2 separate regions of the Homo sapiens genome follow, and region 1 is linked to region 2. The links are chromatin contacts, found by Hi-C in ENCODE. All regions are on one chromosome and are shown on one strand. The core of a region is the stretch at or near the end of the contact, and the rest is flanking DNA. Distances in the headings are between cores, read along the strand shown. Region 1 overlaps ITGBL1 (integrin subunit beta like 1). Region 2 holds the start of ABHD13 (abhydrolase domain containing 13).

Region 1 (6,269 bases), core at 1,286-3,785, 6.6 Mb before region 2:
TCAGGCAGGAAGGCCCAGCATCAGGGATTTCCTCTCCCTTCAAATTCTGGTCCCTGCAACCAGCTGGAGCCACCCACAGATTCCCTTTGTTGATGAGTGCTTCCGGAAGGTGAAGGAGAACCTCCCCATCAGGGGGCTGCAATGTTCCAAACTGCAGCATCATTCATGACGTGGCTAACATTTACCTTCATTTTCGTAGGGGGTGGAGAAAGGTATTTTTTTATAGTAATAAAATACAATCTGTGAATTCTGCCATATACCAAATTAAAAGAGGTTTTGCGGTACAGCTTTCCATGGAGACAAGGAACAGGTAATTATTCAGAGATAATGCTTCTGAAACAGAACATTGTCAGTATATAATGGTTCCCTGCCGGTAGATAAATGCAGAGGCAAAGACAGCATATTTATTTTTTAAAGCAAGAGACATTCAGTGATGCAATTGCAACTCTTGAAATTACCTTTCCTGTTTTACCAGATGAAAGGTTGTAGATTTAATCATCATGCCTGATGGAGCACTGGTGTCACAAAGTGACAGAAATAAGCCCAGTGACAGCAGCCCTGCTGTGTACAGATTGACTTAGTAAACACTCTTGGCACAGACTTTAGCCGTTGAGGAACTTCTTAGTTATAAATGGGTGGATTCTCCATATAGCTGCTCAAATTCTAAATTCATTATATTCCTGCCAGTTAAGCCTTCGTATGTCTTTGCTTTGCCAATGAAAACTCAGCCGGCCAGGAACAAATCATATACAGACTTAATTTGAATTCAAGGGATGATATTGCTTCTTCTGTAGGTTAAGGGTTGCAGTGGTAGCTCGATAGTTGTGTAACTACACTGCACTGCAAGGGCTCATCAGGTCCCACTCAGTATTTTATTTCTAATAATAGTAATGGCTAATTTTTTTTTTTGAGATGAAGTTTCACTCTTGTTGCCCAGGCTGGAGTACAATTGCACGATCTAGGCTCACCGCAACCTCTGTCTCCTGGGTTCAAGCGATTCTCCTGCTTTAGCCTCCTGAGTAGCTGGGAATACAGGAGCCTGCCATCATGCCCAGCTAATTTTTTGTATTTTTAGTAGAGACGGGGTTTCATCACGTTGGCCAGGCTTGTCTTTAACTCCTGACCTCAGGTGATCCACCCACCTCGGCCTCCCAAAGTTCTGGGATTACAGGCGTGAGCCACCGCACCCGGCCAGTAATGGCTAATTTTATTGAGCATTTAATGATGCGTTAGACACTGTTCTAAAGACTGCACATGTATTTTTCATCAACCCTATAATGTATTTTTAAAATGCGGTAGATTTCTCTTTTACCCAGGGAGAAAGGAGAACTTAAGGGAATGGCTTGGATCTGATCACATGGCTAATAAATGGTAGAACTTCGACTCATTGAGTTGATGGGCCTCTTAACCATTGTACCTTTGCTATTCAAAGTGTGGTTTGTAGACTAACGGTATCAGCATCAAATTGTATTTCAGATACAACTTCAGACCCAGTTAATCAGAATTTGCATTCTAAAGAGATCCCAGGTGATTTGTAGTCTTCATAGACAGTGTCTACAAACTTTTCTGGAATGCTTTTGCTATTTTAAAATGAAGATCACTACCACCCATGGATTTTTATAGCCTTTCTCATCATCTTTGATCTATTAAGCACTTTGAAAATTACACTACAATTTAATGGCACAGAAAAGAATGAGTTTTGTGGACATTTTAATTTTAGAAAAATGTCATTGTAAGTGAATAACAATTTTCTCCGAAATAAGCAGCTTACCTTAGAAGTTAGCTTGGGACTGATTGATGTGAGTCCCCGAGAGATAGCCCTTTTGCTGAATCAGACAGATCTTTCATCTATCTCTAAAAAGTACCATCTACTCCAGGAAACCTGGCAGTTTCTACTACCTTTATCTGCATTGCTTTGCTTGTGACAGTCCTTTGCATATATGATGGCCTTTTTCAGTGCTTTCTAAAGCTATTTTTAATACAAATGAAGGATTTGAATTTAAATTAAAATCCAGCTGCACACATTATTATTAAAGATAATTTCGTTGTGGAGAAAATCTAATCAGTAGATATTTTTATTGATGTTAATGTGCCAATTCTCAGACAATAGGAGTACATCTTTTTTTATAAAGAAATCATTTTAAAATTGATCCTAATTTCAGAAACCTTAAAATATGAAAACAACATTTTAGAGTTAAGGGTTTAGCTAATTAAATGTTTTCCAAATTTAATCTTAGTGTTTCTTCAATAGGGAGACACTGGTATATCTTAAAAAGAGCCCTGGACTAGGAGGCAGAAGATCTGAGTGAAATCCTGATTCAGACACTTATAGGCTGTATGACTTTGCGTAGGTCATTTAACCTTTTGGAGACTCCTTCATCTTGTCTGCAAATAAAGATAAAACACGAGAATTAAATAAGGATTGAAACTTGCGGTTTTCTGTTTCACTCATTTCTGTAACAGGTTTCATGTTTTACTTTCATTTTCACTGCTTCTCAAAGTGTAGTCTGAGTTATAAGATTCCTCTTTCATGTAATTTTTTTTTATATTTCTTACAAGTTTTTTTGGAATTATGACCACAGACCATAGCTTGTAGAAAACATGTGATATTTCAATGCTTTTTGTAATACACTTTATTTTTTAGTGCACTTTTAAGTTCACAGTAATACTGAACAGAAAGTACAGGGAGATCCCATATACTCCCTGCCCTCACCCATGCATGGCCTCCCCTGTCATCATCCCCCACCCCACCACAGTAGGTCTATTGGTTACAAGTCAGGAACCTACATTTACACAGCACTATCCCCCAAAGTAATTATTATAATTTACCTTAGGATTAACTCTTGGTATTGTATTTTCTATGTGTTTGGTAAATTTTATAATGACACGTACCCACCATGACAGTAACATATAGAGTAGTTTCACTGCCCTACAAATCCCCTGTGCTCCACCTGTTCACCCCTCTCTCCCTACAACCCCTGGCAAGCACGGATCTTTTTACTGTCACCATAGTTTTGCATTTTCCAGAGTGTCATACAGTGTGTAGGCTTTTCAGATTGGTTTCTTTCACTTACGAATATGCACTTAAGTTTTTTAAGTGTGTTTTGATGGCTTGAGAGCTCACTTCTTTTTATTGCTGAGTAATACTGCCTTGTCTGAATGTACCACTGTTTATTTAACCATTCACCTACTGAAGGACGTCTTGGTTGCTTCCAAGTTTCGGCAATTATAATGTAGCTGCTGTAAACGTTGGTTTGCAGGTTTTCATGTGGACATTAAGTTTTCAGTTCCTTTGGGTAAATAACAAGGAGTGTGATTGCTGGATCATATAGTATGTTTAGTTCAGTAAGAAACTGCTGAACTGTCTTCCAAAGAGGCTGTAGCATTTTGCATTCCCACCAGCAATGAATGAAAGTCTGTGTTTTCTCCACATCCTTGCCAGTGTTGGGTGTTTTCAGTGTTCTGGATTTGAGCCATTCTAACAAGCGTATAGTGGTATTTCATCGTTTTAATTTGCATTTGCCTGATGACAATATATAATATGAAACATCTTTTTATGTACTTGTTTGCCATCTGTATGTTTTCTTTAATAAGGCATCTGTTAAGATCTTTGGGCCATTTTTAAATTGTTTTTCTCTTATTGTTGAGTTTTAGGAGTTATTTGTATATTTTAAGTAACAGAACTTTATCAGATATGTCTTTTGCAAATATTTTCTCCTTGTCTATGACTTATCTTTTTGTTCTCTTGATATTTCTTTTCTTTTCTTTTTCTTTTTCTTTTTTTTTTTTTAAGACAAAGTCTCGCTCTGTCACCCAGGCTGGAGTGCAGTGGCATGATCTCAGCTCACTGCAACCTCTGCCTCCTGGGTTCAAGCAATTCTCCTGCCTCAGCCTCCCGAGTAGCTGGGACTACAGGCGTGCACCACCATACCCAGCTAATTTTTTTTTTTTTTGTATTTTTAGTAGAGACTGTGTTTCACCATGTTGTCCAGGATGGTCTTGATCTCTTGACCTCGTGATCCACCCACCTTGGCCTCCCAAAGTGCTGGGATTACAGGCGTGAGCCACCACACCCAGCCCTCTCTTGATATTTCAATGCTTTTTACATGATCTAGTATATGATGGATATCTCTATTTTTCATAAATGTTCTGTGGATAGTTTAGAGAAGGTTGATTAGAGTAAGAGGCAAAGTTGACATATTAAATAAATTATCCTTATTAATTATTTTGTTCTGAGTTATATAATACTGCTTAGACTTTCTCATAATAGTAATCAACTTCTCATCTGTTTCTAACAGTTTTTATGTCATATATATTGATAATGAGTGATATTGACCAAAAATTCATGACTTCACATATTCCTTAACATTCAAATTATAGAAAAAGAAAATCATATGACCTTTTTGTTTTGTTTAGTTGTTTTGTGTTAAATTCTGCTGAGTCTGAAATTTAGGCTACCATGCCGTTTTTCTATATGCTTGATAAATCTTTGACAACCCTTTACATTTTATTCTTCTTCATTCCTTTGAGTCAGATTTGTCACTTTGGGGCAGCATACACTTTGATTTATGATTTTGTTAATTTTTTACCTAATCTACAAATCTTTGCTGTAAGAGAGTAGGGATTAAAATATTTGAGTTTACTATCATAATTGACATATTTGATTTTATTCCTGCCAACTTATTTTATCCTTTCTTCATACCATTTTTAATTTTGTGTCTTCTTTCAATTATTTTATAAAATACACTGCATACAGTTTAATGCCCAATCCTTTGAAAATAAATATATATTTTTATTTATCCTAATGGTTACCTTATATTATTTTAAAAACATTGTCAGTATTCATTTTATATCAAGGTCTCAAATTTAATGGTGTCATTTGTTCTTCATCTATTTAAAATGAAAGATATAGCATTTTTTCAATTTTCCTCCCATCTTTACTCACTGGAAATTATTAGTATAAACTTTGCTTTTTATAACTAGGTAAATAAAATTTTAACTATTTTATAGTGCTTCTGTTTTAATCATTAATTTTGATATTTCCATTGAGTTGTATAACCGTATTTATAGTGGTCCTTAAATCCGACTACTATAGGAATTGATTAACGTAATATAGACAGCCCCATTTTCCAATTCTCCCATATTTTGAGCCCATTTATTTATTTATTCATTTATTTTTTGAAATAGAGTCTTGTTCTGTCACCCAGGCTGGAGTGCAGTGACACAACCTCGGCTCACTGCAACCTCTGCATCCAAGGTTCAAGCAATTCTCCTGCCTCAGCCTCCTGAGTAGCTGGGATTACAGGTGCCTGCCACCACGCCCGGCTCATTTTTTGTATTTTTAGTAGAGACGGGGTTTCATCATGTTGGCCAGGCTGGTCTTGAACTCCTGACCTTGTGATCCACCCACATTGGCCTCCCAAAGTGCTGGGATTACAAGCTTGAGCCACCGCGCCTGGCCTTATTTATTTTTTTGTTAAAATTTCAAAGTAAATTTTGAAAGAATTTTATTTGGACAATTTGTTTTCTAAAACCTTGAATACCTAAGATTACTTTTTCTATTGCCCTAACCATGAACACAGTTTACCTTTGTTATTTAAAATAAGTATTGTCATTCAATATTTATTTTGAAAATAAAATAAATGACAAATCATTCAATATTTTGAATGACAATATTTTCTTTCTCTCTAAATGCTCCATTTTTGCTGTTTTAATTGTAAGAAATCTGATCCTTTGTAGGTGGTCTACATGTATTTCTCACTTGTATATTTAAATTCTTTCATGATGTGAATCTCTTAATTGATCTACCCACAGAGCATGGTAAGTTGTTTCTAACTTCACATTGAGACCTGGTTTTAGGTACAAAATGTATACTTCAATGGTTTCTTCAACGTCACATCTGGTACTGTTGCACTTGATTTTTCTTAGAGAAGACCCATAACTCCTAGATTGGATAGTTCTACATCTATCATCATCTTCCAGTGATTTTCCCTTATTCATTTCCTATGCATTTTTGAAATACTTTTCAGTTTGTATTCCAAATCATTGTTAGATCTCCCCTGGTAAGTGCTGATCTGCATTGTTTTCAATGGCAAATTTAATTTTACAAGTGTACTTTTATTTTCTTTGTTGTTATCTCTTTCTTACCTGCTCCCTTGTAATCTTAGTTGCCTCTCTGTCTCTGTATGGCATTTTTGTTATTGTTTAATTGGAGCTATATCTTTTACTGCAATCAGTAAAGATAAAGACTTCTTTTAGTGTTTCTGCTA
Region 2 (6,659 bases), core at 1-2,500:
GCTGAGGTGAGCGGATCACTTGAGGTCAGGAGTTTGACACCAGCCTGGCCAACATGGTGAACCCCCGTCTCTACTAAAAAATACAAAAATTAGGCCGGGCCTGGTGGCTCACGCCTGTAATCCCAGCACTTTGGGAGGCCGAGGTGGGTGGATCACCAGAGGTGGGGAGTTTGAGAGCAGCCTGGCCAACATGGTGAAATCCCGTCTCTACTGAAGAAAAATACAAAATTAGCTGGGCGTGGTGGCGCATGCCTGTAATCCCAGCTACTCCGGAGGCTGAGGCAGGAGAATCGCTTGAACCCGGGAGGCGGGAGGTTGCGGTGAGCCGAGATCTTGCCATTGCACTCCAGCCTGGGAAACAAGAGCGAAACTCCGTCTCAAAACAGCAACAAAACAAAAACAAAAAGTAGCGGGGCGTGGTGGCGGGCACCTGTAATCCCAGCTAGGTCAGAGGCTGAGGCGAGAGAATCGCTTGAACCAGGGAGGCGGAGGTTGCAGTGAGCCGAGATCACGCCATTGCACTCCAGCCTGGGCGACAAGAGCGAGGCTCCATCTCAAAAGGAAAAAAAAAAAAACCCACAGATTTATGAAATATCCTCTGTATATATAAAATAGGGGACATAGAATAAGGAAAGCCCAAGGGAGGGGAGGCACACATCTGTAAACAAGTGTGTACACTTCAGTGCACAGGGGGGTTGACAGCGAAGCTAATGAAGCCCAAGTTTTAAGGGCCCATTTTTGCGAACACTTCCAAGGCCTTGAGAGGGGCCCTAACGAGGTGTTCCCATGGTCGTGTACCTCGGTAAAATTTGCAAAAATAAGACAATTTTACATTATTTTTCTTTAAAAGGGCTCTCCAAATGGCACAAGGTTCAGGCCTCACAAAACCTGCATTCGCCCTTGACAGTCCACTCTCGTAGAGGTAAAAGGAGAAAAATAGTTATGGAAGCGCTTTAAATCGTGGACCTCATTGCGACACCCTTAACAACCCTATCAGGCAGAACAAATTGCTCCGCAAACCTGCGGCTTGCAGAGCGATGGTGGACTCCCGAGCTCATCGGGTCCGGCACCTCTTCACCACGGAGGCCTCGGGTACGGAACTGGAGGGAGTCCTGGTGCTCGGAGGAGGGTGGAAGGCCAAGATCCCTAGGTCCTGGAGCAGGGAGCCGGGCCCACGCCGCCGAGGTATCTTTTCCGTCCGGGCCACCGTCGCGGGGGCTCACTGGCAGCGGCTTCTGCGCATGCTCGGAAGAGCGGGCAGGGTTCCCACTCCGGGAGCGGAGACGGAGAACAGGTTATGTGGGAGCCGGCGGGGGCATTTGCCGGCGACACCCGAGCGGGGGCCGGAAGTGGGGCCACAGCTCGCAGCAGGAGCTCCGGGCTAGACCGTGGCGCCGGCAGCGGCCCCTGGGCTGGAGGAGGATGATGAGGAGCGACGGAAGCGACGCGGGGGTACGCTGCTGCGCGGCGCCCGGTTTCGTGCCCGCGGCCGACTGCGCAGCCTGTCCGCGAGTCTGAGTAAGTGCGGCTCGGGGACCCCGAGCCCGCGGGGCCCGAGCGCCGGTCCGCTCCTTCTAGGAGGGTCGCGGGGAGCCGCCGGCTCCTCCAGGCGGGCGCGAAACCCTCCCGGGAGGCTGTGGGGGGAGCCCCGGGGCTAGTGCGGCTTCCCCTGGGGGTCGTGCGGGGGCCGAGCGCCGGGGGTTGTGGAGGACCAGCCCGGGGTGCAGCCCTGCCGGCCGCCCCGACTCCGCTCACCACTCACCAGGGGAAGCAAACTGAAGCCAAATACCTGTTTTGGAAACTAAGGTGCGCGCATTGCCAGAGGCTCGCCGGGTGTCGTTTTGTAATTGGAACCTAAAACGTATCTTAGTGTTCTATGTCAATTGTATTTCCAGTAATGTGTACAAACCTAAGATCCCTAAAATCCAACCCTCCGCTCCCCCACCCTCCCACACAGACATGAAAAGTAAAATAGAATAATTCCAGCTACTAGGTTGGAGAGAGGGAGAGCCCCGATCTAATCACGACAGTAACAGGTTTAGACCTGTGAATATCATGACAGGAAGTTCTGGGGTTATTCAGGAAACATCAAAAAAGCACCCCATACAATCGAAGTCAATTTTGCTGTAGATTTTAGTCAACATTTAAGTAAAATGAATTACTAGTATTACTACCCAAGGTATCGAAACCAAAAAAAAGTCCGTCCCCATTTAACAACTCTTATTTATGTTTACTATGTGATAGTAACTGGATAGAAAGAGATGAGTATATTGGCTTTGTGTGTTGATATTGGATTTTTCACTGATCTCTTTTGACGGGAGGGGGTTCGTGGATCAATACTTATTTGTATGCATGCTTAGGGAAATCACTCGTCTTTGACTAAAATATCAAATTTTATTTTACTGTGTAAGATTTCTTGATTGCCGATTTAGTGTTAATGTCATGATATCCTACCTAAGACATCAGCTGCTCAATTAAATAATCGTTAATAGAGGCCCACTATGCATCAGGCACTGCTGCGTACAGAAAATGTAGAGTTGAATAGGACGAGGTCTCTGTCATCGAGGAACTCACAGCCTGTGTAAGCAGGTTAATTACGCTGTAATAGTAACTTCTGCCACGTAAGTTTGCACAAACTACAGAATGTGGAATGGGTGGCAGGAGGGAATAGGGGTCCAAGGAAAGCTTTCTAGAGGATCTACTACCTGAGTTTGGTTTTAACAGAGAAAGAGTGCATTGCTCTGATTACTTCCTGTGTTCAGATACGGTACCTCTAGGGAATCATATCCATTATTTGATCTAGGACTAATAGGGCTTCTAGTTGTCCTTACTTTCACATACTCTGCTATAGTACATAATTAAGTAATTTAAATTTTGTCTCATAGAAGTAGCTGCACTTAACACACTATTACATTTTATCTCAACAGTAGTTCAATTTAATCTTTCATCCTCCTTTTACATACGAGGAAATATATATTTAGAGAGGCTAAGTGAGTTGGCAAAAGCTACCTATCTCTTAACAGACCATGACTCAAAACACTGTCTCCTTTCCATTGCACCACACTGCCTCCCACTGACAGTTAACTTGGAATGATTAAAGCAAGCCAGGTACCTACAGGTAGCCCTTGGCACACTGCCCTCTTCTTGGGCACATCAAAGACCTCTTGGCATGTGGATAAGAGGGTTTACTAACCAAATTGCCCTGGGCTAACAATATAACTTAGTGATAGGTGCAGGAAACTGTTGGATCTAACATTTTCCCATGATCTCTTCTCATAACTTATCTCAGGGGAATCTATTTCTGTTTCTCTGTTTAATGTATTACCCAGATTCTGAAATCTTTCTAATCCTTGTTTAGTTGCCCCAGGAAAGTCTTAAGACCTTTAAATAGCCTTTTTTCGTGTGGACTTAAAAGATGCTCTAGTTCTTCTAAGTAAGATATTTTTCCTCAAATGACAGATTTTGTAATACATTATTATATTTTATGTTTCTGTTTCACATGGTGTGAACTCCTACAACAGTATATTCTGCTGAAATCCCTTGCAAAGATGTAGTATTTCCAGTACAGGGACTACATGCATTTATGAGCTAGCCTGAGAATCTAGATACTTCTAGTAAGGCTTCTAGTTGTACTTACTTTCACATACTCAATGTTATATAACACTGGTTTTATACAAAACAAATATTCTAAGTTTCATCCATCTAGTTTATAGGTAAAGTTTTAGAACATTGCCCATTTATAAATTGGAAACTTTGTGAATTTCATTATCAGTCTAACATCACTACAGTTTTAGGCTAGTGGATTTGTTTTAAACATTTCAGATATTTATAATCTCAGAACAAATTGTGGTTGGCTTCCATAGTAACAATAATCTCTCATTTTACTTCTGCCAGAGTTGACTCTATTTGCCAAGATTTTCAAGCATGAAAAAGCTACTAAGTAGCTGCCTGGTATAATTTTTGAGCTATCTGCTCATACAGATTTAAATCCTAGTTAAAGATGCTGTCTGAACCATCCAGTTATTATCCAGCATCTCCATAGGCAGTTACTGTTCATTTGTCCCATAGGACTATTAATACACACTTTTTCATTATTGATGGCATGTGGGTAACCATTAGGGAAATAGATAATTCATTCTGTGGTGTCTCCAACACCTTGATAGCAGCTATTTGTGTTTCCATTTCAGCTGTGCAGCTGGCATGGTTTCTTAACTTCCCAATGCTTAACAGAAGAGGAGAGAGATTGATATAAGAATACTGAATCTGAGTTCCACATTACTTCACATGTGATTGGAAGCTGTGATTCACCCAGAGTAATTAATGAGCCCATGGGGTGTGGGGTCCTCATTCTCTGCTGGGATGTGGATGTCGGCATTGACACACGAACTCCCTTTCCACTTTTTACAGTCTTCACTTGAACCTGCACATTTTTTTTAAATGTATGAACAGTTTTTATTTTTAAACAAGCTGTTCCCAAAATTATCAATCTAGGATGGACTTAAAGATCTTTAAAGAAATAATAGTGCCTTTATGACTTAGGACTTTTTAATTGTATTTGAAATTGTTTAGCCTTTTGCCAAATTGTTTTTCGGAAATTCATTGTAATTCACTATGGGTAATGCACTTTTTTGTATTTTTAAAAGACCATTTGCTGGTGGCAGAATCCGTAACTCGATATACAATATGCAAAACAATGTACACTTTTTTTTTTTTTTGAGACATAGTCTCACTGTGTCACCCAGGTTGGAGTGCAGTGGCACGATCTCAGCTCCCTGCAACCTCGACTCCTGGGTTCAAGTGATTCTCATGCCTCAGTCTCCCTAGTAGCTGGGATTACAGGCACGCGCCACCATGCCCGGCTAATTTTTTGTAATTTTTAGTAGAGACGGTGTTTTACCATGTTGCCCGGACTAGTCTCAAACTCCTGAGCTCAGGCAATCCACCTGTCTTGGCTTCCTAAAGCGCTAGGATTACACGCATGAGCCACCATGCCTGGCCCAATGTACACTTTTTAATTAAAAATAATTAGAATAACTAGAATTTAATTTGTAGGGCAGTTCTGACCTTCATTAAAATACAATTTTTATTGTAAAATGTTATCTATGATACAATAGATTTGTCTAATTTATTCTCCTACTAACCTTACGGCAATAATTACAATGTATTTACTCCTATACTTTTGAGTTTCAGTTCTTGATATATATAAGTTTTTATTTATTTTTAGTTTTTGGAGAAAATATTACTGGGTAAAAACCTTAAATATATTTATATATGTTATAATGCAGAAAGGATTTAAAAAAATGTAATATATCTTTCTTAATTTGAAGAAGGCAAGTCTCTGGGGCATAAGGCAATACAGTTATATGGTTAAATAGTATGGAACCGTGGTTCTCAAGCTTTTTGGTCTCAGACCGTTTACATTTTAGAAATGTAAAGATCCCAAAGATTTTTTTGTATGTATGTGGATTATATAGATATTTATTGTGTTAGAAATTAAAACTGGAAGTTTATAAAGTGTATAAATTAAAATTGGAAAACTGGAAGTTTATAAAGTGTATAAATTAAAATTGGAAAACTGGAAGTTTTAATTCATTTAAAAATAGCAGTAGTAAGTTCATTACATACTCACATAAATAAAATTTTATATAAAACAATTGTAATTACAAAAAATAGAGGTGTGGGATTATATTTTTGTAATTATCTTTAATGTCTGCCTCATAGAAGACAGGCAGATTATTAGGCTCTTAAAGTGAAACATGAAGAAAGTCAGGCTCACACAAATTTGTAGTTGTAAAGGGAAGAGTATTGTAGTAGAGAATTGTGGGTACTCGTTGGTACGACTCCATCACCCAACAGGAGGCACTTCCTTAAAGGTCAGTTATATTGTGCCATCTGAAACCTACATCAGAGAAATTGTTGTCTCTTGTTACATCAAAATCTGTTGGTTTGTAGTGAATTTTTTACTCACGTTTGCTTGATTTTGTGACACCATTCATTGGTCATTTGGAATATATTGGTTTATGGAGTTATGCAGATTTTTCCAAATGGTGACATGTTTAATATTAATAGATTACCACAGTGCCATCAAAAAGGTCCCTTAAGTGTCTAGGAGCTATTGGCAACCTCATTCATTTTCTAGTAAATATCTGCCAAACCTCTAAGTCTGAACAACCATAGTTTGTCAGTTGTCTTTTTAAATAAAAATGTTGTTACCTGAACAAAGCAGCTAGTTCAGCTCACAATTCAAATGTATTTCAATACATAGCACAAAATGCTTTATGTGCACTTCCAGTGTTGTCACACATTTGTCACACAATGTGTTAAAAAGATGTGTACTTGTTAGTTGAGATAAAATAATTTTTACTGCTTCTTCTTTGACATTCTTAAGTAAAACTGGATTATTCCCTCATTTACCGTGAGCTCATGGTGATAAAGAATACAGTGACTCCAACACGTGAGGCCACTACCTTGATTCTTACAAAGGCACCAGCAATTTTACCCATCATTGCTTATGCATCATTAGTGCAAGTGTCAAACAGTGAAAAAAGTAAATGATATTTTAGTATTATTATGAGCATAATACTGATCTTGTGGACCCCATTAGAGGGTCTTGGGGACCCTCAGGTTTCTGACCACCTTTTGAGAACCACTGGCATAGA

Evidence for each region. Hi-C counts contacts between places; a loop is a spot of excess contacts on that map. Pooled maps may share reads with other maps.
Region 1: a loop to region 2 is called in a map of naive thymus-derived CD4-positive, alpha-beta T cell, with 23 times the contacts of the local background. The contact joins the enhancer-like site here to the promoter of ABHD13 in region 2. A Hi-C loop is called at or near these places in 1 of 168 maps with a recorded cell type or tissue (naive thymus-derived CD4-positive, alpha-beta T cell), 1 of 37 single-sample maps with no recorded cell type and 8 of 50 pooled maps.

What each region holds. Positions count from the first base shown.
Region 1 is chr13:101,624,661-101,630,929 of GRCh38, forward strand. All of the region lies in intron 7 of ITGBL1 (integrin subunit beta like 1), which reads left to right. Among named protein-coding and RNA genes, the nearest start is that of ITGBL1, 180 kb to the left of the region's middle. Within about 2 kb of position 2,536, at least 5 of the 41 ENCODE cell types and tissues checked have a DNase peak (open chromatin) inside an H3K27ac peak, as active enhancers do.
Region 2 is chr13:108,217,142-108,223,800 of GRCh38, forward strand. ABHD13 (abhydrolase domain containing 13) reads left to right here and starts at 1,251. Exons shown (of 2, transcript NM_032859.3): 1 at 1,251-1,518. It also overlaps a transcript of LIG4 not described here. RefSeq lists an enhancer at 924-1,253 and a silencer at 1,534-1,773.